3 separate regions of the Homo sapiens genome follow, and regions 2 and 3 are each linked to region 1. The links are chromatin loops, found by intact Hi-C in ENCODE. Cell type or tissue: GM12878. All regions are shown on one strand. Region 1 has its middle 23 kb from the start of CD1D. Region 2 holds the start of LOC107985213 (a long non-coding RNA gene). Region 3 holds the start of AIM2 (absent in melanoma 2).

Evidence for each region. Hi-C counts contacts between places; a loop is a spot of excess contacts. Peaks named below come from ENCODE experiments on the same cell type or tissue, not always from the same donor. Only the 100,000 strongest peaks of a DNase experiment are listed, where the experiment ranks them.
Region 2: a loop joins it to region 1, with 8 times the contacts of the local background. A loop is called at or near these places in 22 of 110 quality-filtered maps.
Region 3: it touches region 1 in a loop (4-fold over the local background); 74 of 110 quality-filtered maps call a loop at or near these places.

What each region holds. Positions count from the first base shown.
Region 1 is chr1:158,199,514-158,207,513 of GRCh38, forward strand. No RefSeq gene overlaps it. Among named protein-coding and RNA genes, the nearest start is that of CD1D, 23 kb to the left of the region's middle. In GM12878, a CTCF peak has its summit at 4,498 (motif pointing right); DNase peaks (open chromatin) are centred at 4,415 and 4,743.
Region 2 is chr1:158,492,757-158,500,756 of GRCh38, forward strand. It overlaps LOC107985213 (a long non-coding RNA gene), which reads right to left and starts at 2,130. Exons shown (of 3, transcript XR_001738258.2): 1 at 1,899-2,130; 2 at 1,646-1,798. In GM12878, a CTCF peak has its summit at 3,836 (motif pointing left); no DNase peak of the experiment used is centred here.
Region 3 is chr1:159,073,421-159,081,420 of GRCh38, forward strand. It overlaps AIM2 (absent in melanoma 2), which reads right to left and starts at 3,346. Exons shown (of 6, transcript NM_004833.3): 1 at 3,213-3,346; 2 at 1-99. The coding sequence starts at 79. It also overlaps the pseudogene RAD1P2. RefSeq lists an enhancer at 3,788-4,087. In GM12878, no CTCF peak of the experiment used is centred here; DNase peaks (open chromatin) are centred at 3,591 and 3,961; H3K4me3 peaks cover 3,847 bases; H3K27ac peaks cover 4,096 bases.

The DNA of each region.
Region 1 (8,000 bases):
TCCAGGATTGAACATTGATAAGATCAAAGACATTAGGCTTTGGAGGCCGGGCGCAGTGGCTCATGCCTGTAATCCCAGCACTTAGGGAGGCGAGGCGGGCGGATAACAAGGTCAGGAGTTCGAGACCAGCCTCACCAATATGGTGAAACCCCATCTCTACTAAAAAATACAAAAATTACCCGGGCATGGTAGCGGGCACCTGTAATCCCAGATATTCAGGAGGCTGAGGCAGGAGAATCACTTGAACCTGGGAGGCGGAGGTTGTAGTGAGCCGAGATCGCACCATCGCACTCTAGTCTGGGCAATAAGAGCGAAACTCCGTCTAAAAAAAAAAAAAAGAAAGAAAAAAGAAATTAGGCTTTGGTAGAATCAGCTGTGGCATCAGGAGGAAAGCCTAACCAGTGATGAATTCAATCTTAAAAATTGCTGCTTAGTTCAAGATTAACCCGATACTCAGTGAAATATGAATAATCACTTTCCTACTTTGGCAGCCACACATAGAAGAGATTGCGCATGCCCGGAAATAAAAACAAAGCAAAAGAGTTGCGTAAGTCAGTCTTCACTGTTATCCATGTACTACGTTCAGTATACCATAAAACATGACCACAGATGTAAATACTGTGTTCAGTATGACATAAAACATGACCACAGATGTAAAAAAAAGGGACCCATAAGAAAATCAACAAATCAAAAGCAACAAATTCACAGATAACCCAGACATTGGAACTGACAGAAAAGGATTTTAAAAACTAGTATTATAAATATATTTGGGAAATTATAAGATAAAATGAATGGATGAATATATGAAGAATCTTGTAAAATAAATAAAAATTAGAAAAGAAACTCATAGAATGAATTCTGAAAAACAAAAACATACCTGGTGGCCTTAACAGTAGAACAAGCAATGCAGAAGGAAGAGTCAATTGTCTTGAAGAAAGGTCAATAGAAATCATCCAAAATAAGACATAGAGAAAAAATACTGAAATATTTATAAATCTATACAGTGTCTACAACTTTTTAAAATAATAATTAGACTCGGGCAGAAATAATCTTTTAAGAAATAATGACCAAATTTTCCCTAAATTGAAAAATATTAATCTATAAGTTCAGAAATCCTAGTGAATTTCAAACAGAATAAATACAAAGAAACTATGCCATGGCATGTCATAGTCAAACTGCTGACAGAGCAAAGCATAGAGAAACTTTTCAGCATAGATAAGCTGCTGAAAACCAATGATAAGATAATTTTAAAAACAACCATGAAAAAAGACAGCACATCCAGGGGAACAATGGGAAGAATGGCAATTGACTTCTTACTAGAAATGGAAGCCAGAGAAGAGGGAATAAAACACATCTTTAAATTACTAAGAACAAACAAGCAAGAAGAAACAACCCATCAACTTAGAATTCTACTTGCAGCAAAAATATCCTTTACAAATAAAAGTGAAATAAAGACATTTTGAAAATGAAAATGAAAGTGCAGGGAATTTGTTGCCTGTAGACCTACTAAGAAATGCTAAAAGAAGTCTGTCAAGATGAAGAGAAATAATACAAGTTATAAACTCAGATATAAAAGAAGGATGGAAAAGAATTGAAAATAGTAAATAAGTGGAATACTTTATAATAATAAATAAATTAATCAGTTCACAAAGAAGAAATAAAAATTATAAATGGCAATGCACTTAATAATAACATTTCAAAATTAATGATAAATAGATTAATAAAAACAAAGTAAAAATTAAATCACAAACATGGTTGGAGATTTTTAACACACTTTCTTTCAGCAACTGATAAACTGAACAGAAATCAATAAAGATATAGAAGATTTGAACAATACTACCAATCAATATGGCCTGATATACACCTATTGAACATTACATCTAATAACTTCTGAATATATGTGTTCTTTTCCTGCACACATAGGACATTTACCATGGTAGACCACATGCTGAGCCATAAAAAAGTCTAAATAAACATGAAAGAACTGAAATCACTGAGTATGTTCTCTGATCACAATGGAATTGAATTTAGAATCAATAACAATAAGAAATCTAAAAAATACTCAAATATTTAAAAATTAAGCAACACAATTCTAAATATTTCATGGATTAGTAAAGAATTCAAAAAAGAAATTAGAAAACATTTTTAAATAAATGATAATAAAGATACAACGTATCGAATTATGTGAGACACTTTAAACGTGGTGAAAACAGGAACTTCAGAGCTTCAAATATTAATGTTATAGAACAACAAGAAGGAATGTTTAATATCAGTGAGCTAACTTCCACCTTAAAAAGCAAGAACAAAAAGAGCAAAGTAAACCCAACATAAATAGGAGATAATAATAAAGATAAAGAAGAAATCAATAAAACAAAACAAACAATAGAGAAAATAACGCCAAATGTTTAGTTTTGAGATTAATAAAATTGATAGCTTCCTAGCAAGAATGATCAAGAAAAAAGAGAAAAATAACAAATTACCAGTATTAACAATAAAAAAGAATATTATAACAAATCTTATTATTAAAGAGATAAGTTGAAAATTTAATGAAAAAATTTATACCAATATATTTGAAAATGTACTTTTAAATGAAAAAAATCCTTAATGAACTCAATTTACTGAAAGTGAGACAGAAAGAACATTTGAATAGCTCTATGATGATAATTTGTTATTAAAATAACAAATAAATAGTAAATAATAAGTACAATAAAGCAAAAATAAAATAATAAATAACAAATATTAACATATTTTGTTTTAAAAATCCCTCTTATAAAGACAAAGCATCACCCAGAAGGCTTTGTGAATTCTATCAAACATTTAAAGAAGAAAAAATATCAATCTTACTTAAAATCTTACTTTAGGAAGATAGCATATTCCTAATACTGAAACTTTATAAACAAATTACAAGAAAAGAAAATTCAGAATAATATTACTCATAAAGTTAGACACAAACATCTTTAAATAGTTTAATAAAATCTAGCAATATATAAAAGATTATTAAATCATGATTATGTGGGGTTTATCACAGAAAAGAAAGATTGTCTTAATATTTGAAAATTAAAGTGTAATTAATCTCAATAATTTGCCGATACTTTATTCCTATATTCTCCTATATTTTGTTCCTATATAATTCCTATATTCAAAATATAGGAGAATGTAGAGAATTATAGAAAAATAATCATGTGTTTATTTGAATGGATAAACAGAAGTTTCGAAACATTCAACATCTGTTTATGACAAAAAGCTACTAGTAAATTAGAAATAAAAAGGAATTTCCTCAATTTGACAAAAAGCAACAACAAAAAGTTATAGCTAACATAACACTTAATGGTGATATTGTACACTTTTCTTATGTTGGGAACAAGGCAAGAATGTCTGTGCTCTGCATATCTATTCAGCACTGTACTGGATGTCCCAGTCTCATTAGTTAAGAATTAATTAGGCAAAGGCAAGAAGTTAAAGTCATAAACTGGAAAATAATAAGTCTACTACATTTATTTGTAGGTGACATAATCATTGTCTATACAACAAAGAACATTTAATTCCATTCTATGCTTTTTACTCAGTCCCTAGCCTGCATAAATAGTATACAATTTGCAAAGTTGGTAAGAGAACCAAATTAGCAATATGGTAATCCAATTCAGGACAAAGGACAATCATGGAAATTTGATTAGAAATGCATTAATGTGTTAACAAGCTACCTTTGCTCTATCTAAAACTTTAAATAAATATGAATAGCAGCAAAACCAACACAAACTATGATTTATAATGGATTATAATGGATAAAATGTCATATAGAAACATTGAAATCAATTTGGAAATCTAGAAAAATTGAATTTTTAAGAAATAATGGGTACAAAAGAAAACTCACAAATGCAAACCCTTTGTATAGGTGAAATTCATATTTGATTCACCAATTAGTTTTTTTTCACCATGAATATTTTTTTCATATGAAAAAGACTTGATGCTAATGAATATACTTTTAATACAACAAAGATAAAATGAGAAAAACATTATTTAACTTTGGTTTTATAATAATTAACTTGGCTTAATGGAATTCATTTGGTATACTTTAATTTGGAGATTTAAGTAAACACTGACTCCAGGAGGCTAGAGAAATTAGGATTTTTAGATTACAGATGCAATATGGAGATCTCATTTAACAATGACGGTAACTTTGAGATAAAATACGGGGGAAGTAGCCCAGAGGCAGCTAAAATTCTCCATATACAGTGAGGTCTTATCTACAAAGCTCCCCACATCAATATAGTTTACTTACAAGTACCAAATTGAGTTTGTCTGCTCTTCTGAAAGTGGTGAGTTAAGATAAGGGTCCCAACAGATGAACAGCTGTTACTGCAGGTGAGTGTTCTACATCAGGCACGGGATTTTCAACTCATAATGGAGTGACGTTGAACCACATACAATATTATGAGGATTTTCCCTTGAAACCGTTAAAGAGCTGTAACATGATGCTTGTGAATGTCACCACTAGGTGGCACTGAAAGTTAAACAGTTATTGAACAGGCTGTGGAATATTGAAGTTTTCCTATGGAAAAAAATTTGATTTTTTATGTTGTGTCTATATATTCTTCATTTGACCTTAAAACATAGCAGTAGCAGACATCTCTTGTACCGTGCCTTACACCTCAGCCCATTTGTTTTCCTCCAGCCCTTGGTGAGGCTCTTGGTTACAGAACCTCAGCTCAGCTCACTGCATATCCGCTGCTTTTTTGCACTAAGTCTTTATTCACAATGTGGTTGGGACACCTGTGAGAAGCTACTTAGCATTTATGAATGCTCAAAACTGAAAGTGTGGGGGAATTAAGACCCAATGGGCAATCCGTGACTATTAGGGGATGGGAGTCAGGGCTTTGTGTTCCTTTCATACCCCTCAGGTGGACAATTCTGAGGCAAGATCTTCATTGCTCATCAGAGGATTCCGGCGAGGTCAGATCCAGTTTTCCATAGTGGCGACCAGCTTGATAGTACCACTCTATTGACTTTCTCTCCTTTCTTGTTTTATTCTTTCCAATATATTAGCCTTAGTATCTGATAACATGCCCCAAAGTAAAGTCATTTATAAAGCTCCCCACGTTAATATAGTTTACTTTGGCTTTCTCTCCTTTCCTGTTTTAGAGTCGGCTTCCTGTAAGAAACCCAAGCATAACCTACTACCCTGATAAAGAACATTTTCAGCACCCAGAACTCTCCTTCATGGCTCCTTTTCCCATTCAACGCTCTTTAAAAGAGAACTAATAATCTATTAGTTCTATTTTTGAACTTCACATTACTGGAATCTTGGCCAGTACTATTTTTTGTTTGCCTTCGTAATTTCTTTTTTCTTTTCTTTTTTTTTGAGACAGGGTCTCGCTCTGTGCAGTGGTGTGATCTTGGCTCACTTTAGCCTCAACCTCCCGAGTAGCTGGGATTACAGGTGGGTGCCACCATACCTGGCTAATTTTTGTATTTTTTGTAGAGATGGGGTTTCACCATGTTGCCCCAGCTTGCTTTCTTTCATTCAACATTATTTCTGTGAGATTTATCCATGTTGTGGCATGTAGCAGTAGTTCACTCTTTTTCATTGTGGTGTAGTATTCCATTGTGTAAAATGTACCACAATTTATCCATTGTACTTGGGGTAGTCATTTGAATTGTTTCCAGATTTTAGCTATTTTTAATAATGTTGCTTTAAATACTTTTGTACACGTCTTTTTGTGAACATAAACACTCATGTCTTTTGTGAATAAACATAGAAATAAAATTGCTTGGTGATAGGTTAGAAATATTGCTTACATTTAATAGATACTGGAGAACAGTTTTTCATAATGGTTACACCAGTTTTGCCTTCCATCTTTTCTGCATCCTTGCCAATATTTGGTGTTACTAACTCTTAACTTTTGCCACTCTGATGGGAGTGTAGTGTATCTAATTGTTGTTTTAGTTCATATTTCCCTGTTGATGAATGGAACTTAACATGTTTTCATATGCAGTTAAACCATTTGGATATATTCTTTTGTGAAATGCCTGTTTAGGTTTTTGGGTTTTTTTTTTTGGGGTGGGGGGTGTCTATGTTTTCTTTATTTGAAGTTCTTTATATTTTGTGGGTACTAGTTCTTTGTTGGATACATGTATTGTGATTATATATCTATGTACATATTTTTTCTTTACCAATCTGTAGTTTTCCTTTTACTCTCTTAAAGCTATATTTTGATAAAAAGATTTTCTTCTTAATGGGATATAGTTTATTGACATGTTTCTTTATGGTAATTGTTATTTACTTGAGTAAATTATTTACTCTTTCTCCAAGGTTATGAAATATGCTCCTTTATCAGGGACTCTCAACTTAAGTGGGCATCAGAACCACCTGGAAGGCTTTTTAAAAATCATTGGGTCTGGAGTTTCTAATTCTTTGGTTCAGGGATAAATTCAGGAATTCGCATTTCTTACTATTCTCCAGATGATGGAATGGAGGATTGGTATTAGATCTTCTTTAATGTTTGGTAAAGAATTCAGCTGCAAAGCCATACGGTCCTGGGTTTTTTTTTCTTTTTTTTTTTTTTGAAGAGACATTTAATACTTGTTCAATATCTTACTTGTTATTGGTCTATTCAGATTTCTGATTTCTTCATAATTCAAGTCTTATTGGGTTACGAGTTTCTAGGAATTTATTTCTTCTAGGTCATCTAATTTCTTGTCGTATAGTTGTTCATAGCAGTCTCTTGTGATCCTTTGTATTTCTGTCTTATCAGTTGTAATTGCTCCTCTTTTTTTTGGTGAAACTGAGTCTCACTCTTTTGCCCAGGCTGGAGTGCAATAGTGTGATCTCGGCTCACTGCAAACTCTGCCTCCCAGGTTCAAGCGATTATCCTGCCTCAGCCTCCCCAAGTAGCTGGGATTACATACACCCGCCTCCTCACCCAGCTAATTTTTGTATTTTCAGTAGAGTTGGGGTTTCACCATGTTGGACAGGCTGGTTCTTGAACTCCTGACCTCAGGTGATCCACCCGCCTTGGCCTCCCAAAGTGCTTGGATTACAGGCGTGAGCCACCGTGCTCGGCCTCTTTTTTTTTTTTAGATGGAGTCTTGCTCTGTTGCCCAGGCTGAAGCATAGTGACACAATCTCAGCTCACTATAACTTCTGCCTCCCAGGTTCAAGTGATTCTCCTGCCTCAGCCTTCTGAGTAGCTGGAATTACAGACACCTGCCACCACGCCCAGCTAATTTTTGTATTATTAGTAGAGACCAGGTTTTTCCATGTTGGCCAGGCTGGTCTCAAACTCTTGCCCTCAAGTGATCCGCCTGCCTCTGCCTCCCAAAGTGCTGGGATTCCAGGTGTGAACCACCACGCCCGGCCTCCTGTTTCATTTTTTATTTTATTTATTTGAGTCTTCTTTCTTGCTCTTTTTTTTTTGTTTTTGTTTTTTTTTTTTTGCTTAGTATAGCTAAGGGTTTGTCAATTTTGTTTAGCTTTCCAAAAAACCAACTCTTAGTTTAGTTGACCTTATCTATTGTTTTTCTAGGTGTTACTCTGATTTTTGTTATTCTTTCCTTCTGCTAACTTTGGGCTTATTTTGTTCTTCTTTTTCCAGTTTCCTTGAGGTGTAGTGTTAGGTTGTTTATTTGAGATCTTTCTTCTTTTTGGATGCAGGAATTTATTCCTTTAAACCTCCTTCTTAGAACTCTGTTTTGCTGCATCCTACACATTTTGGTATGTTATGTTGCCATTTTCATTTGCCTCAAGATATTTTTATTTTTATTTTTATTTTATTTTTTTTTTTTGAGACGGAGTCTCGCTCTTTCACCCAGGCTGGACTGCAGTGGCGCTGTCTTGGCTCACTGCAAGCTCCGCCTCCCGGGTTCACGCCATTCTCCTGCCTCAGCCTCCCAAGTAGCTGGGACTACAGGCGCCCGCTACCACGCCCAGCTAATTTTTTTTTGTATTTTTAGTAGAGACGGGGTTTCACCGTGTTAGCCAGGATGGTCTCGATCTCCTGACC
Region 2 (8,000 bases), 290 kb after region 1:
AAAAGCAGTGCAAAATGTGAAACCATATACAATGTAGAGCTCATTTCAAACATGCTTTCCATAACTGAGAGGATTTTATTTCTTTCAAGGTCCTCAAAACAGGTATTTTGGAATGGCTTTTCTGACTGCTCCTTTGAACCACTTCTTATGCAATGTAGAAGTTTTGCTATGTAACATAGAAGTTATGCTTCATAATGGAATGGAAAACAATATTCAACCATTCCGTCCCATCTTGGGCTAAAGGTATCTACGTGGCTTTCCACACTGAATTTATTAGGAAGAGGAAGATACCCGGCTTCAAATTTATCATGGGAATATATAAGATTTGAGAGAGAAGTATCTTGGTGATCATCTGGTCCAACCTCTCACCTGTACAGAAATTTCTTCATCAGTATCTCTAAGGGAAACCCTTCTCCACTGATTGGGCATCAACGACCTCATAAAATGTATATTCCCGTTGCACTCAGCTCATACTATTATCCCCTCTCATTTCAGCTGAAGTTTGCCTCTGCTTTTCATGCATTCTATCTCTTGTGTCATACAGTAAGTCGAGTCCTGATTCACAGATGTTTGAGACAGTTATGATGACAGTCTGAACATTTTCCATAATTTATGTGACCTGAATTTCAGATGCCTCACTATCCTGGGTGCAGTTCTCTAGCTATGCTGTAGATTATCAGTATTCTTTTAAAATAATAATAAATAAAACTGAAGTTCATATTTCATATGCAGCCTCTTTTTTCTGGGACATAATATAACTGTATTCTTTCCTGTTAACCTTATTTAGATTTTCAAATTAAAATGTGTCAAATCACAAATAATGTTTTCTTATATTTAAAAATTATAACCTCTGTTCCAATTTTTATCTCCCTTTTCCAGTTTTTGGCCTAGGTATTTTTATTTATTTTCATTTTACTTCATTTCATTTTCATGGTTAAATAATTAAGGCATTTCAAGTACAACATTGGTTATTGCCATTGTTTTCTTCTGTTCTTTTTTTTTCTAATGGGTTTATATTTCTCATTTATTGACCAAATGTTATTTAGGAATGGAGTGTTTATGTATTATAGATATATTCTTGCTGATATTTAAATAACTTCTGTTATTTATTTCTAGTTTTGTTTGTGGGAGAATGTGATTGACAGTTCTATTTTTACAAATTATTATGTTTTATTAGTGGTTTCTTATGAATTATGCCCAGTGAAGCACATTCATTTAGATTAAAATTTTGGTATGTGTAGATGTTATATTTATTTTATGAATTAAATTTAATTAAACTATTTTAGCACACTATATTGTTATTGGTGTGTATATAACCTGTCATGGTTTCATAGTGCCAAATTAAAATGCTTTACTGCATTTTAGAGCTTATTAGAGTTTTATACACTTCTAACAACATTGATGTTGAATTTTGTTGTGAAATCTTTTATTACATACTAAATAAACCTCTTGGGATTTAACATGTATTTCTACCTATAAATGCACTAAAATAATAGTAGGTGTATTAAAAAATACATATAAGCCCTCATCAAGAAGGTAAACAGGAGAGAACAACACAGGGCAGACATCAAAACAATTATAGAAGCAAAAATAAAAAGGATGATTGACATGGTTGTAAGAGAAAGAGAGAAAGTTGAAAACATACCTGCAAAACGGGGAAGCCAACCAGTTCACAACACCAAACTGTATCTGGACATTCTTGTCACAATTGGGTCACCAAGATGACATTGGAAAGAGTAAGATTGGCTTAATATCTGAATAAGGAACTCGACTTCTCCATCAGTGCTTCTCAAATCATCTGCAGTAAAGAACCAGTTTCTTTTTACATTTCATAGAAGGCCAATACTTCAGTAAAATATGATAAAAATCAACTACTAGAAAAACGAAATGAAAAGCACCTGAGCTATTCTATATTCTGCTCCAAAAATGTGTCTGATTATGTGCTTGTATGTTTCAGTAATACCAAATTTTATAATAGTTGCTTACCACTGGTAAGTAACACAAATATAATTTAGTTTCTATACCTGTCTCATTACAAGCCAATAACAAAAAGCTCATAGATCATCACTAGACTGCCAACTCCCAACGGAGTAGCATTGCTTTGTATCTGTTGAATGCCAGTTTAAGATTGGAGGTTAAGTTTTACAGCAGTTAAACTAAGGACTTCTGACTTCAAACACTCGGTAGAACAGAGGCAAATGTAAGGGGCTATACTTCAAGCAGAGGATTAAATGTGAATGCTTTCATACTATGAGGCAGCACCAGCCTCTTTCCCAACACTCAGACCCCAGATTGACAGCCAGTCTTACACCTTTCACTTAGGTAGTAGGAGTGTTTCTTTCTGGAGAAGGTAATGAGAAGTTATGAGTAATTTCAACAAAATGAATAGCATTGCTTTGCCTGACTTCTGCATTGGAACCCACCAGTTCACAAGGTCTACCCACGTGCAGAGAGCTTCAAATAGGCTTTTTAGTGCTGTGGTCTGGAATATATTTGAACATCCAAGAGTTACCATATATTTGAAGAAGGCTTTAACATGAAACACAGATACCTAAAGATAAGAGAGAATCCCCAGGGGGATATACAGAAAATGCATAGAATAAAAAATAAAATAATTGACATCTTCATATAAAATATATTGGAACCATGAAAGAAGAAGAGTATACCATGTACACTTTTTGATCAAAACACACACATACAGAAAAGTGTACAAATTATGATGAATACATCAATTAATTACCACAAAGTGAATATGTGTAGGTCAAAAAATATAATATTCCAAATACTTCATTACCCACTACCTATTCTCTAACAGAAACAATATTCATGGCTTCTAATATCATGCATTAGTATTTTCATGCCTTCACACTTTATAACGATATAATTACAGAGTTATATTCCCTAGTATTATTATTCTCTTTTACTCTAGTTTCTCTTTCCGTATCTTTTGCTGTTATAGGCTTATCCATCATGTTTATTGTCTTATGTTCCTCCAAGTTTAACCTTCATTTATGAAACAATTTTTCTTTCATTTCCAACTGCTTCCTAATCTATCCCCTCTTTTCAAAACTTCTCCTCTATTCAGTCATGACTGAGTTTATGATTCTGATCTTTGCTGTTATTTTGTATTTTCTATCACTTCTTTAACTTCTTTGACCTCATTTTGAAATATTTAGTTAGAGTTTTCATCGATTTTGAAGTCATATCTTCCTGGCTATTGCAAGTTGTGCTCCCTGGGAAGCATATTCTGAGACAACTTGGCATATAGAATATTTGTTAATAAATGTATGGGATTAACACCTATGGAATGTGGGGGGAAGTATCGGGTACAGAGAGAAGTCAAGCCGAATGCACTCCTAGTGACAGCCTCAGCTGACCCAACAGTGAGTTCTGTAGCTAGAATGACCATTCAGAGGCGTCCTGAGCTGAGCCATGATGGCCAGGGCTTTATTAATCTGCATAATTTTGTTTGGGTGTAGTTTGCTGCACGAAGCCTGTTACTTTGGACAAAGTGTCTGTGTTGCTGATACAATGACTAAGTTGACAGCTAAAGTCTGCCTACTGACAGAGCTACCATCAGTTGGCGGGCAACAAGTCCTTTACTTGAAAGAGAACCTGGGCAGGATATCTTGGTTTTCACTCGGTAGGTGCACAGTTATTCTCTATAGTAATGTTGTACTGCTGATGATTTTTTTCCTCATAATAACTTCATATGAGATATAGGCATGATCTTTTCCTGAATTCATGTTTAGTGAGATTTGTTTTCATGTACTCTTGTAAGGGGAGGATAGTATTCCTAGTTTTGCAGCTGTTGAGCTCCCTCTTGTGTTGTCATCAGAAAGTATTCAGCTGTTAATTGGAGCCTCTAAACATTCCTTGTTTTGGCTAATATCAAATCAGCCAACTGACTTTTTAAGTTATTACCATTGGCAGTTGTTTTTTGTTGTTCTTGTTGTTCTCCCGATATTAGTACTTCCAGAATTTGTTCTTTTGCTCTTATCACCATTTCTAATACTATACTTAGAGTTCCTTGTGTGTATTTTGTTAATTAGATTTTTAAAAAACAGGTCATGAGGGTTTTAAATTTCCCTTTTACATTCACTTTTTTCCTTATTTTTAAATTAAGGAATGGTTTATATTTAAAAATTTAAGTATTTTAAGTATCAGTTATTTGAGGTTTTACAAATACATTCACCCATTTAACCACCCCCACCAGTCAAGAAATATGATATTTTCATCACATCCAAAAGTTATCTCATGTGAATTTCCAGGTGACTCCCTACCCAGAGACAACACAGAATTGATTTTTATCAATATAGTTCAGTTTGCACTTCTTGAATTTGAGATATATGTAATATTATAGTAAGTACTCTTGTGTGTCTAACTTATTTCAGAAAACTTAATGCTTATGAGATTCATCTATCTTACTGCATGTAAAATAGTTTGTCTTTTTATTGATGTATTCACCTGAATGGATATGCAAAAACATATTTATTCATTTATCTGTTGATAGACATTTGGTTCATTCTTATTATTGGCTGTTATAAATAAACCTGCCATGAACATATTTTGAACAAATCTTCTGTGGACATTTGTCCTGTCTCTTACATGTTTAGGAGTAGCACTCCTGGGGTCATAAGGTAGGTACACATTTAACTCCATAATATGATTCCCAAATGTTTTCCGGTATGGGTACACCACATAACTTTCCTACCAGCTGCTTCACATTCTTTCCAACTTTTGGCACTGCCTGTTTTATGTTCCTGTATTTTTAATATATTAATAATTCTAGTGAGGGTAAGTAGTACCTCATTTAGTTTTATTTTGTATTAGCCTGATATCTAATTATGTTGAACATTATTTTATCATTTGCCTATTGACCATTCCATTTTAGTAAATTACCCTAGTCTTCTGCTCATAAGATTAGTTTAAAATTATTGAATCCTATTATTTATATATTCTGAATTAAGTTTGTTTGGAACACATATGTACTATGAATATTGTCCCCAAGTCTGTGGCTTGCATTTCTATTATTTAAATAGTGTCTTTTAATGAGGGCAAGCTTTATTGAATTTTGATTAATTAAATTTACAATTGTTTTCTTTTATATTTAGTACTTCTTGTGTCTTGTCTAATAAATGTTTTCCTAAACTGAGATTGAAGAAATCTTCCCTTATATTTGTGCCTAGAGCTTTGTAGTATTAGCTCATGTGTGTGGTGCAGGTTCATTTATGTTTTATGCCTTAATCAAATATATTGAGACATAATTTATATACAATAAAAGACACCAATTTTAAGTGTATAGTTTGATGTTTTGACGTATATGTAGAAACATGTAATCACCACCATGATCAAGATATAGAACATTTCTTTGCATGTAAGACAGAAACAAAGGGTTATCAGTGACAGTTTCTACCCTACATCAGGCTCAGCCTCCAATGTGTTTCTGCATTATATTTGTATTGTACTTTATTACTTATTCATACAGATAAGTAATTTCAAGTTAAAAGAGAATTATTTATTTTTTATATTATCCCTTCTTGCAATGCTTTTCAATTAAAATCAGATATAGGCAAATCTTTAATCCCAGACTTACCCAAAGCAACTTTTCTGCTGATTTCAAATGCGTTAAAAGTTGTACAACAGAATATCCAGCCTGTATTTGTTTTAAAATACTTAAAAAAAATCAAGAAATATTTATTAAGCTACACTTTAAAATACCATTTATATTAGTATAAAGATGAATAAATAGATTAATGGAACAAAACAGAACATTCAGAAATAGAAACACATATGTATAGTTAATTTTCTACAAGGCTCTCAAGGCAATTTATTATAAAAATGATATTGAAAATGAAAAAAGATATAGAACATTTCCATTACCCCTAAATTTTCTCACATGCCCCATCCCATTGTGTCCCCTATACCACCATCAGCCGCAGGAAACCAATGATTTGCTTTCTATTGCCAGAATTTAGTTTGACAATAAAGAATCTTATCAAAATAAAATAACAATTTGCTTTCTAACTTCTTATCACTAAGCATACTTTTGAGGTTTATCCGTTATGTGTGTGACTTCGCAGTTCATTCTTTTTGTACCATTGTGTATATATACACAATGGTTTTATTTTCTTACACTCTCAACAGAAACGTATGACAGTTACCAGTTGCTTAACATTCTCAACAAAATGTGTTAGTCTTAATTTCATACATTAAGTAGATGCATAATAGTATCCAATTGTGGTTAGAATTAAAAGTTTTTTTTGATGACTGAAGACACTGAATATATTTTTTTGTGTGTATATTGGTCATCTACATATTTTTTAGTTGAGCGTCTTTTCAGATCTTTTGTCCATTCCTCAGTTAGAGGCATATTTTCTTCTTTCCAATATTTTAATTAGTTCCTTTGTCTTCATAATTGAAATGTAAGAGTTCTTTATGTTTTCCAGGTATATATATTTTTGTTACTTGTATATTACGCAAATATTTTCACTATATTGTAACTTGCTTTTAATTTTCTACCATGTCTTTTGAAGAGCAGAAGTTTCCTTTGGTTTTGATAAAGTCCAACTTATTGACTTTGACTTTTATAGTTCAAGTGTTTTCTGTCATACTTAATAAGTTTCTGAAAAATTCAAGCTCACTAAGGTTCTATCTAATGTTCTTTTTAATAATATTAGTTCTTACAAGCAGGATGTGATTCATCTCTAGTTAATTTTTGTAAATGGTGTGAAAAAATTTCAAGATTCTTTTCTATCCAAATGCATTATTATTGGAAAGAGTATTCTTCTACCATTAAATTGCCTTGAGGCTTTGTAGAAAATTAATTATACATATGTGTTTCTATTTCTGAGTGTTCTGTTTTGTTCCATTAATCTATTTGTTCATCTTTATACTAATACTAAAAGTATAGCTTAATAAACATTTCTTGAAATCAATGTAATGCCTTCTGGATTCTGCCCTCTTAGTCCTCATGGGAAGCCATCCATAAGGAAGAGCTATACTTTAGAACTTGCTGGAAAACCACTCTCTGAAGTACTCTGTGGGTGGGGGGCATCTATGGGAGGATGCTTCTGTTTGCAACCTTCTGGCAAAATACCTTTGATGATGGTACTGCCTGGGAAGTAGCACTACTGGGCGTCCTACTTGTTACTAGACTTCACACACACAGCATGTCCAGGCAGATGAAAGCAGCCAGAAATGGGAAGAGAACTCCGTTTTAACTTCAGTGTCCCTTCACGCCTTCTACAGAAGAGCTTAACATCATGTCTGCTGGTAAAGGAGAAACATTCCAGTAACACAATCAGGACAAGTAAAGGTAGATTTGGAGCTAAAAGGCAATTACATTCTTAATTTTCTTTCTTTTTAAAATTTTGACAGAATTTAGATTTATTCATCCCTATGAGCCCTAGAATTATGTTAATGTCAGGAGATGTTTATAAAATATACTCCACTAAAATTTTTCTGAAAATTCTAACAAGGACATTTGAAACAAGGGTTACATAGGTCAATTACAATTTCACTCAGAAAAAACAATAGCACTCTTGATTTATTCAGTAGTTGTTTTTTAATATAGCATGAGTCACAAATAAGCTAGTTTTTCAACTAGGTCAACACTGACTTTTTTTGTGTGTGATAAGAACATTTAACATGAATCCACCCCCTGATCAAAAGGTATTGGTAACTGTAATCATATATTATGCCATTCTTGCATTGCTATAAAGAAATACCTGAGATTGGGTAATTTATAAAGAAAAGTGGTTTTGTTGGCTCATGATTTGCAGAATTTACAGGAAGCATGGTGCTGGCATCCACTTGGCTTCTGGTGAAGGCTCAGGGAACTTTCAATCATGGTGGAAGGTGAAGCAGGAGCGGGCACATCACATGACCAGAACAGGAGAGAGAGAGTTGGGGGAAGGTGCTGCAAATTTTGAAATGGCAAGATCTTGTGAGAACTTACTCACTATCATAAAAATAGACCAAGTCATGCGAAGTTCACC
Region 3 (8,000 bases), 870 kb after region 1:
ACTTAAACCTATCCAGTTCCTCATCAGTGATGTTATCCAGGCCTGTTAGCAAGAGTATCTCCTTGTATTTACTCTCCATCTGACAACTTTGGGATCAGCCTATAAGGAATCCAAAACATGTAAGATTACACCACCAAAAGTGATTCTACATTCAAAATAAAGCAAGGTGAGCTATTAATATTTTTTAAAGAAAAATAAAATATTTGCAGTAGTAAAAGAGATTTGAGTAGGACATAGGTAAGAACTTCTTAAGCAAGGTGATCACTACTCCTGGGAAAGACATCTTCAGAAAGTATACAACACCTCTGGAATTCTCAGAAAACAAGATACATTAGCTGGGCGCGGTAGCTCACGCCTGTAATAATCCCAGCACTTTGGAAGGCCAAGGTGGGCGGATCACCTGCGGTCAGGAGTTTGAGACCAGACTGGCCAATATGGCAAAACCCCATCTCTACTAAAAGTACAAAAATTAGCCGAGCATGGTGGTGGGCGCCTGTAATCCCAACTACTCAGGAGGCTGAGGCAGGAGAATTATTTGAACCTGGGAGGTGGAGGTTGCAGTGAGCCAAGATCGCGCCATTGCACTCCAGCCTGGGCAACAGGAGCGAAACTTCATCTCAAAACAACAACAACAACAACAACAAAAAGGAAACAGGATACATTTTCCTGTTATTTTTAAAATAGATTTATCGAGGCATAACTGGCATACAACACGGTGCATACACTGGAAGTATACAATCTGATAAATTTTGGCATATACATATACCTGATGAAGTGCAATTAATCAATCTGTTCTTTCATGGATCATGCTTTCAGTGTCTTATTTAAGAAATCTTTTCCAATCTCAAGATTAGAAGATTTTATGTCTTCCTGTAAGAATTTTACGGTTTGATCATTTCACATTTGGCTGTATGTACTGCTTTGAGTTAATTTGTATATGATATAAGTGATGATTCAAAGTTCATTTATTTTTCATATGAATATGAATTTTCCCAGAATCATATGTTAAAAAGACTGTCATTTTTAATGATTTTTTTTTTTACCTTTGCAAAAATCAGTTGTCCAAATATGAGTGAGTCTATTTCTGGATTCTTTATTCTGTCCATCAACCTATTTTTGTAACTTGTTGCCAAAATCACGTTGTAGTAATATAGTTGTTTATGTATAGTATCCAAAATAATACACAAAACATTATAAATAATAATTCAACAGTTTATAACTATAAGATTAATATACAGAAATGCATTCCTTTATTTTAGTACCACTCCAAGAGAGAAAAAAATTACATAAAAAAAGTAATTTCCAATAGCAACAAAACTACAAAGTACATAAGAACATCGAATACAATATATTTAAGAGTTTTAAAGGGAAACTTATAAAACTTTATTGGGAGATTTAAAGGACCTACTTAAGTGGGTGTATGTCTGATATTTTAAATGGGAAGATTTGATAAAATGAAGACAGCAGTGTTGTCAAATTAATCTATAAACTCCTATCCAAAATCTCAAAGGGTTTTTCATAGAATTTATCAGAATGATCCTAAAACCTAAATGAAAAAAATAAAGACAAAAACCTGCAAAACAAGTTGAATATGTTTATCAGGATGTACTATCCCTACTACTAGGTATCAATACTTACTACAAATGTATAATTATTAAATCAGTATGGCAGTGGCGTAGAAAAAAATGAACTAATAAATAGAGTGTGGAAACAGGACCACATGTAAATTAAAGCTTGGTATATAATCAAAGTGGCATTAAAAATCACAAGGAAAGAATGGCCAACTATAAAAAGTGTTCAGACAAATGACAATACACAGGGAATGATATATTCAGCCTTTCTCTTATATCATACACAAAATATATATCTGGTTGGATTAATTATCTAAATAGAATAGTAATGATGTTGAATAAAACACAGAATTTCTCAATACATTGAAGTAGAAGGAGGTTCCTTAAATAAGGCACAAAAAGGACAAGCCAGAAAAAAAAAATTTGTCAAATGTGATTGCATGCATATTCTCAATTTCTTTGTAGGAAACACACACATCCGTGCACACACACACACTAAACAAAGTGATTATACAAGGCAAAAACTGGGCAGATACCTGCAATACACACACACACACACACACACACACACACACACACACACATATATATATGGCTATACCTGCTATATATATATATATAGAGAGAGAGAGAGAGAGAGAGAGCTAATAGAGGTTTTGCTTTTGGAATACATGGAGAACCATGTATCAATAAGAAAACAACAGTCTATTTGAAAAGTGTGCAAAAGATGTGAATGAGCAATTTGCTCAAATATCCAATAAACATAAAAAAGATGTTTGACATTATTAGCAATTAATGACTTCCAGAGCAGCAACATATAAAGTGGAAGAAATAAGCCAAAGAACAGGAAAAGATGTTTATGAGCTGAAAATAACTGATTGTGAATTTTAGGGAAGCTTGAATACCCCCATCAGTAGAGTCAATGTTAATAAATTCTAAACTATCACTGTTAATGGCCTTATAATGTTTTTTCCTATATGTTGGTAAGCGCTGGAGAAACTCTACTTATACATGTAGAGTTCATGAGTGAAAATTAAAACTATTATCAGGACCATTTTCAAAATAAGGAATACATTAAAAATATTTGCAATGATAAAGCCATCCAAATGCCCCCATCCTACTGATGAAAGCAAGGAAGGACACTACCTTTGTTGAATATCTACTGTGACAATCAGCTTGGATGATTCCTACTTTTCTACTTGTCCATAAGAAGCTAATCTTCCTATAACCCTCTTATATAATAACAATCACATTTTAATCACATTTTATGTGATTGACTCAGTTTTTTCTCTGAAGTTATGTTGCCTTATAAATGAAAAACTTGCATTTTACTTCATAATATCTGTTAACTTAAAAAATGCTTGTATTTGCTATTGGCATAAAAGTCAGCCTTACAAATAGGCTGATAGACAAACCCCAAAGGAAGCCGAAGCTTAAGGAACACCAGCTCAGAGACACCAGAGGACATGGCTAAAGTGAATAAAAGAGAAATGAACCCATCCTTTCAGAGCTGATGTCCATGTTTGCAGGTTCAGGTTCTCAGAGGTGTGCACAGCATGGCTGGCCTTTCCTCAGTTGTCTTTTTCAGCAGAGAAACGGTTAAGTCTCTCGTCTCTAACCCAGCTCCTCTATGGTGCTTACCTCCTGATCCCTGGGGCGATCAGCAAACCGGGTCTGCCACCTTCTTTTCAGAGAGCTTAACTAGCAGAGGACTCAGGAGAGCATGCCCAAATAACCTAGGTGACTTTCAAAGCTACAAAGACTCTGACACTTCTGGACGGCTTCACATGTACCCCTAATAAACACTTCCCTTCACCCCCAGGCCCAGTGTGGGTAGGAGTGACAACTGGAGCTCTAATTGGCTGAGCTGGTTTGGGTTCTCACTAGCAGCCACAGAAGAAAATGTCTATAGAAACTTGTATCTGAGTCATGCCACATAGGAACTACACTGATTGGAAACAGAAAGTGGCCTAGAAACTGTAAAAAATGACCGCAGATGACTTCTTGATACACTTTGTGACTAAGGGGCCTGGTGATGACATTTTTCTGGTATAAACAAGCACACTGATCTCAGAGGGTATCTAAAAGTGTTGCCAGTAGGGCAGTGCAGGTTCTTGTCTTCAAAGCATAAGAGAATCTGAAAATGAGACCCAAGCGAAAGTATAGACATTTTATTGTGGAGCAAAACCAACGACACCCTCAAGGGAGGAGTGCAGGCACTCAAAGATTTGAGTCACAGGCAATGTGGTTCACGTACTATATGAATAAGCACAATGAAGGTATGGAGTACTCTGTAATCAAGGGGAGGGGTTTTCTGGGAAATGGGCGGGCAATTCCCGGAATCGGGGTGCCACCCTTTTCTTGACTAAAGATGGTTAATCCGGAACTGTCATGGCGTCAGGTGCATGATGGGAGTGGGAATTTCCCCATGGAAGTTTTATGATATTAAGGGCATAATGAAGCTAAGGGTCAGCAGTCAGCCAAGTTTTCGACCATCTTGGCTTTAACCAGTTGCGGCCAGTTTCTTCTGTGTTACATTCTCATCTGTGCCTAAGTAGGAAGTTTGCAATCTGTCTTCATTGTCACAGGCTGTTGTAACAGTTCCTATCTACTAGTGGGGCAATCCCTCTGCTAACCTTTTTGACCGCATTTTTATTGCTTGTAGCCACCTGCAAGTAATCATGCCTCATTCCCTCACTGACTGCTTGCCTCAAAAGCATATATACAGTCTTTCTTCCTAACCCAGGCTCCTAACCCTAAATTCAGAGCTTGAGGGCTTGATTCTAGTCAGCAATTTACTTGAGGTTTTCCTTTCTTATTCATTGAATTAACAATTATGCACTGAACATCTAATATGATGTATTAGATTCTGAGAATATAAAAGTTAGTAAGACAAAGTTCCAGATGTTGAGCGGCTCTGCCAAGTCATGAAAACAGACATGTGATTTAATAATCACAATAGGACATGATGATAAGTGTTATAATTAAAGCATGCTCAAGATGCTCAAGGAGCAGAGGAAGAGCACCTAACCATGCCCAGGTAATCAGCCCAGAGCTGCAGGACCTCCTTCACTTTCTACTGCAAGGCTTGTTTCTACACTTTTGCCAGCTTTCAGCTCAAATAGCACCTTATCTGTGGGGCTTCTCTGACCAGCATGTTCTCTACCTCTTCCCCACATTATCTTTTCCCACACGTGTTACTGACCATCATCTGACATACGGTATATGTCATTTGTTTGTTTATTCTCTGCCTCATGCTCCTAAAATGTAAGGCACATGAGGGAAGAGATTTCTGCCCACTGGCTCACTGCATCCACTTCACCTGACACAGTGCCAGGCACAGAGAAGGTGTTCAGAAAATATTCGTTGAATGAGTGAATGCATGAATGAGTGGATCACACAAGGCGAAAGAACACCAAAGAGAACAATATGTAAGAATTAAAAAGATGTGAAGTGTATGAATTTGGTAACCTACTGAGTAAACGAGAGAAAGCTCCCTGTTGAGGAAGAACCCAACAAGCACCAACCCCAGAGAGGCGTACTGATTTGAGGCTTCAGGTCCTGTAAAAGGTGAGTTAAGTGATTAAGCTGGGAAGTGGTCTCAATGAGGAGCAGGTACACTGCTGCACCTGGGGCAGAGAGACAAGTACTCATCGTCCAGCTTTGTTTTACCAAGAAATTTAATCAGAGAGATACCCAACTTGGTGACACAAGACACAGAAGGGAAAGGAGGCAACTGTGCTGAAAAAGGAGGTTTGTTAACAGTCTCACGGAGAAAAGTGGGATCCCCAAGCCCTTTCCTCCCTGACTTCTAGAGTACTGACAGCAAGGTTTATGCCATAAGCAGAAGACTGGAGGCTCCTACTGTAGCAACTGGCCCAAGAAGGGAAAAACTCTCACCGTTACTGACATTTTGAGTTTTCCAATACAAAGACTCAGGCCCTTTCGTGCCAATCCTATAATTAAACTAACTCATAAATAAACCAGGCCAACGCAAAAAGAATTCAAGTCAGTTTTGTGTGTATACATGTATGGACATTTCTTTCTTAAATATGAGTAAACAGACATAAATAACATTCAGAAAAGCCTCCAACTTAAAAAAAAAACAGAAAACAAATCAGAAGAAGGAACTTAAGGACAAAGCAGAGGGTAGAAGAAGAAATATATATGGTCATCAGAGAGATAAGAAAAGACATTGCATCCATGAAACAAAAAGACAGTGCTAATACTTGTAAAAAATGAACAAATTACAGAAGAGATTTTATAAATATATTTTCTAAATGTGATAGCAGAAAAGTTTTAAAGCTAATAGAGTGATAAAGCTGAAGATCTCTTTCTAAAAGTATGCCTAGAAAAGAATAAAATGGAAAAACAGGAGAGAAAAAAAATAAGAAATATACAGGTTTATGCCCCGATGAATAATAACCAGCTAATAAGCATTTAAACAAGAGCGAATGGAGAAAAAAGCAAGTTATCAAATAAATACCGAATTTGATGAATGAGAAAGAACACACACAAAAGCATGTCACTTTGCATTTTTTTTCCAGTTTTTTTCTTTTTAGTAGACTTTATTTTTTAAAGCAGTTTTAGGCTCACAGTAAAATTGAGCTGAAGGTACAGGTTTCCATATACCCTTTTCCCTCACACATGCACAGCCTCCCCATTATCAACATTCCCACCAGGGTGGACTGAGCATGACACATCATTATCACCCAGACTCCAGAGTTGCCACTAGGGTACACTTGGTGTTGTACATTCTGTGGGTTTGGACAAATGTATAATGAGTATCCACCCTCACAGTATCATACAGGGTGGTTTCCCTGCCCTAAAATCCTCTGTGCTCTGTCTAGTCATCTCTCTCCCGACAAATCCTGGCAACCACTGATCTTTTTACTGTCTCTATAGTTTTGCTGTTTCTGGAATTTCATATAGTTGAAGTCATACAGTATATAGCCTTTTCAGATTGTCTTCTTTCACTTGGTAATCTGCATTTAAGATTCCTCCATGGTTTTTCATGGCTTGATGGCTCATTTCTTTTTAGCACTAAAAAATATTCCATTGTCTCCATTTATCTGTTTATCCATTCACCTACTGAAGAACACGTTGGTTGCTTCCAAGTTTTGGCAATTACGAATAAACCTTCTATAAATATCTGTGTGCATGTTTTTATGTGGACTTAATTTTTCAACTTTGGGTAAATATCAAGGAATGCAATTGCTGTGTTGTATAATAAGATATAATAAGAGTATGTTTAGTCTTGTAAGAAACCACTAATTGGTTTTTAATACAATGATTTGGTCAATAAATGTTTATGAGCAAACGAAAGGTATCTAATAAGTACTGCATTGAACAGTTTTAAGAATAAGGAGAAAATCTATGACTCTGAAGACTTTCATATCTTGTCCATAGATTTCTTAAAAAGGTATACTTTAGAAATACATCATATAAAGAATTGTTCAGACTTGTTTAGTGATGCCTCAATTTCAGAACTTTTGTAAAGAAATCACAAGTAAAAGCAAACACCTCAATGCAATTAAATGCTAATTTTAAAAAATGTATCCTTTAAACAGTGGTTTCCAAACTTTAGCATGCATTAGAATTTCCTGGGGGAAGCTTGTGAAAAATACGGATTTTAGGCCTCACCCCCAGCATTTCTGACAGGTTCCTGGGTGATTCTGATGCTGTTGGTCTTGACACAACACTTAGAGAACCACTGCTTTAATATCTAATCTCTGGCATTTAAACTAATAAGCAATGTCCATATGCCTTTGCATTTTCTAATAGTAAATAAACAAAAGAACAGTTCTGATATGCCTTCAACAAACTTTAAATCTTCAGACTCTTGAAATGTTTTACTTAAGTGGAATAGAACCTATAACTTATTCATCTTGGCTCACAGTGATTCCCATGAGTTCAAAAGACAGAGCCACAGGCCAGTCTAATACTAGATAATCTATGACTTCATGAAAGCATTTGTTCACAAAATACATAACTATTAGGGTACAGGGACCTTGCTTTTATCTTCTCCATGCATCTTCTCTACAGAAAATTCAATAAGAAATTATGAAGATTTTTATACTCATAATGATAACTCAACTTATCATGAATGTACACATAAATATCACAGTGAATCATCATACTCAAGACTCAGATTCAGGAACTTCATCATCAGGGCAACAGTAATATTCCACAAAAGATATTTGCCCCCCTTCATTCTAAAAATATACCATAATGAAAGAAATCCTGTTATTTGTGTGAATAAAATACCTTACAAGATAGGACTAACGTTTTTGTAAAGGGGATTAGCAAAGAAATAAAATCTGTTGACCTGGGTCTGATTACAATGAAATGCTTGCACCACATAAAAATCTTTGGAAGTCAAATTGCAAACTTTCTAAATTTTCAAAAGTAGATAACCTGAAATAATGC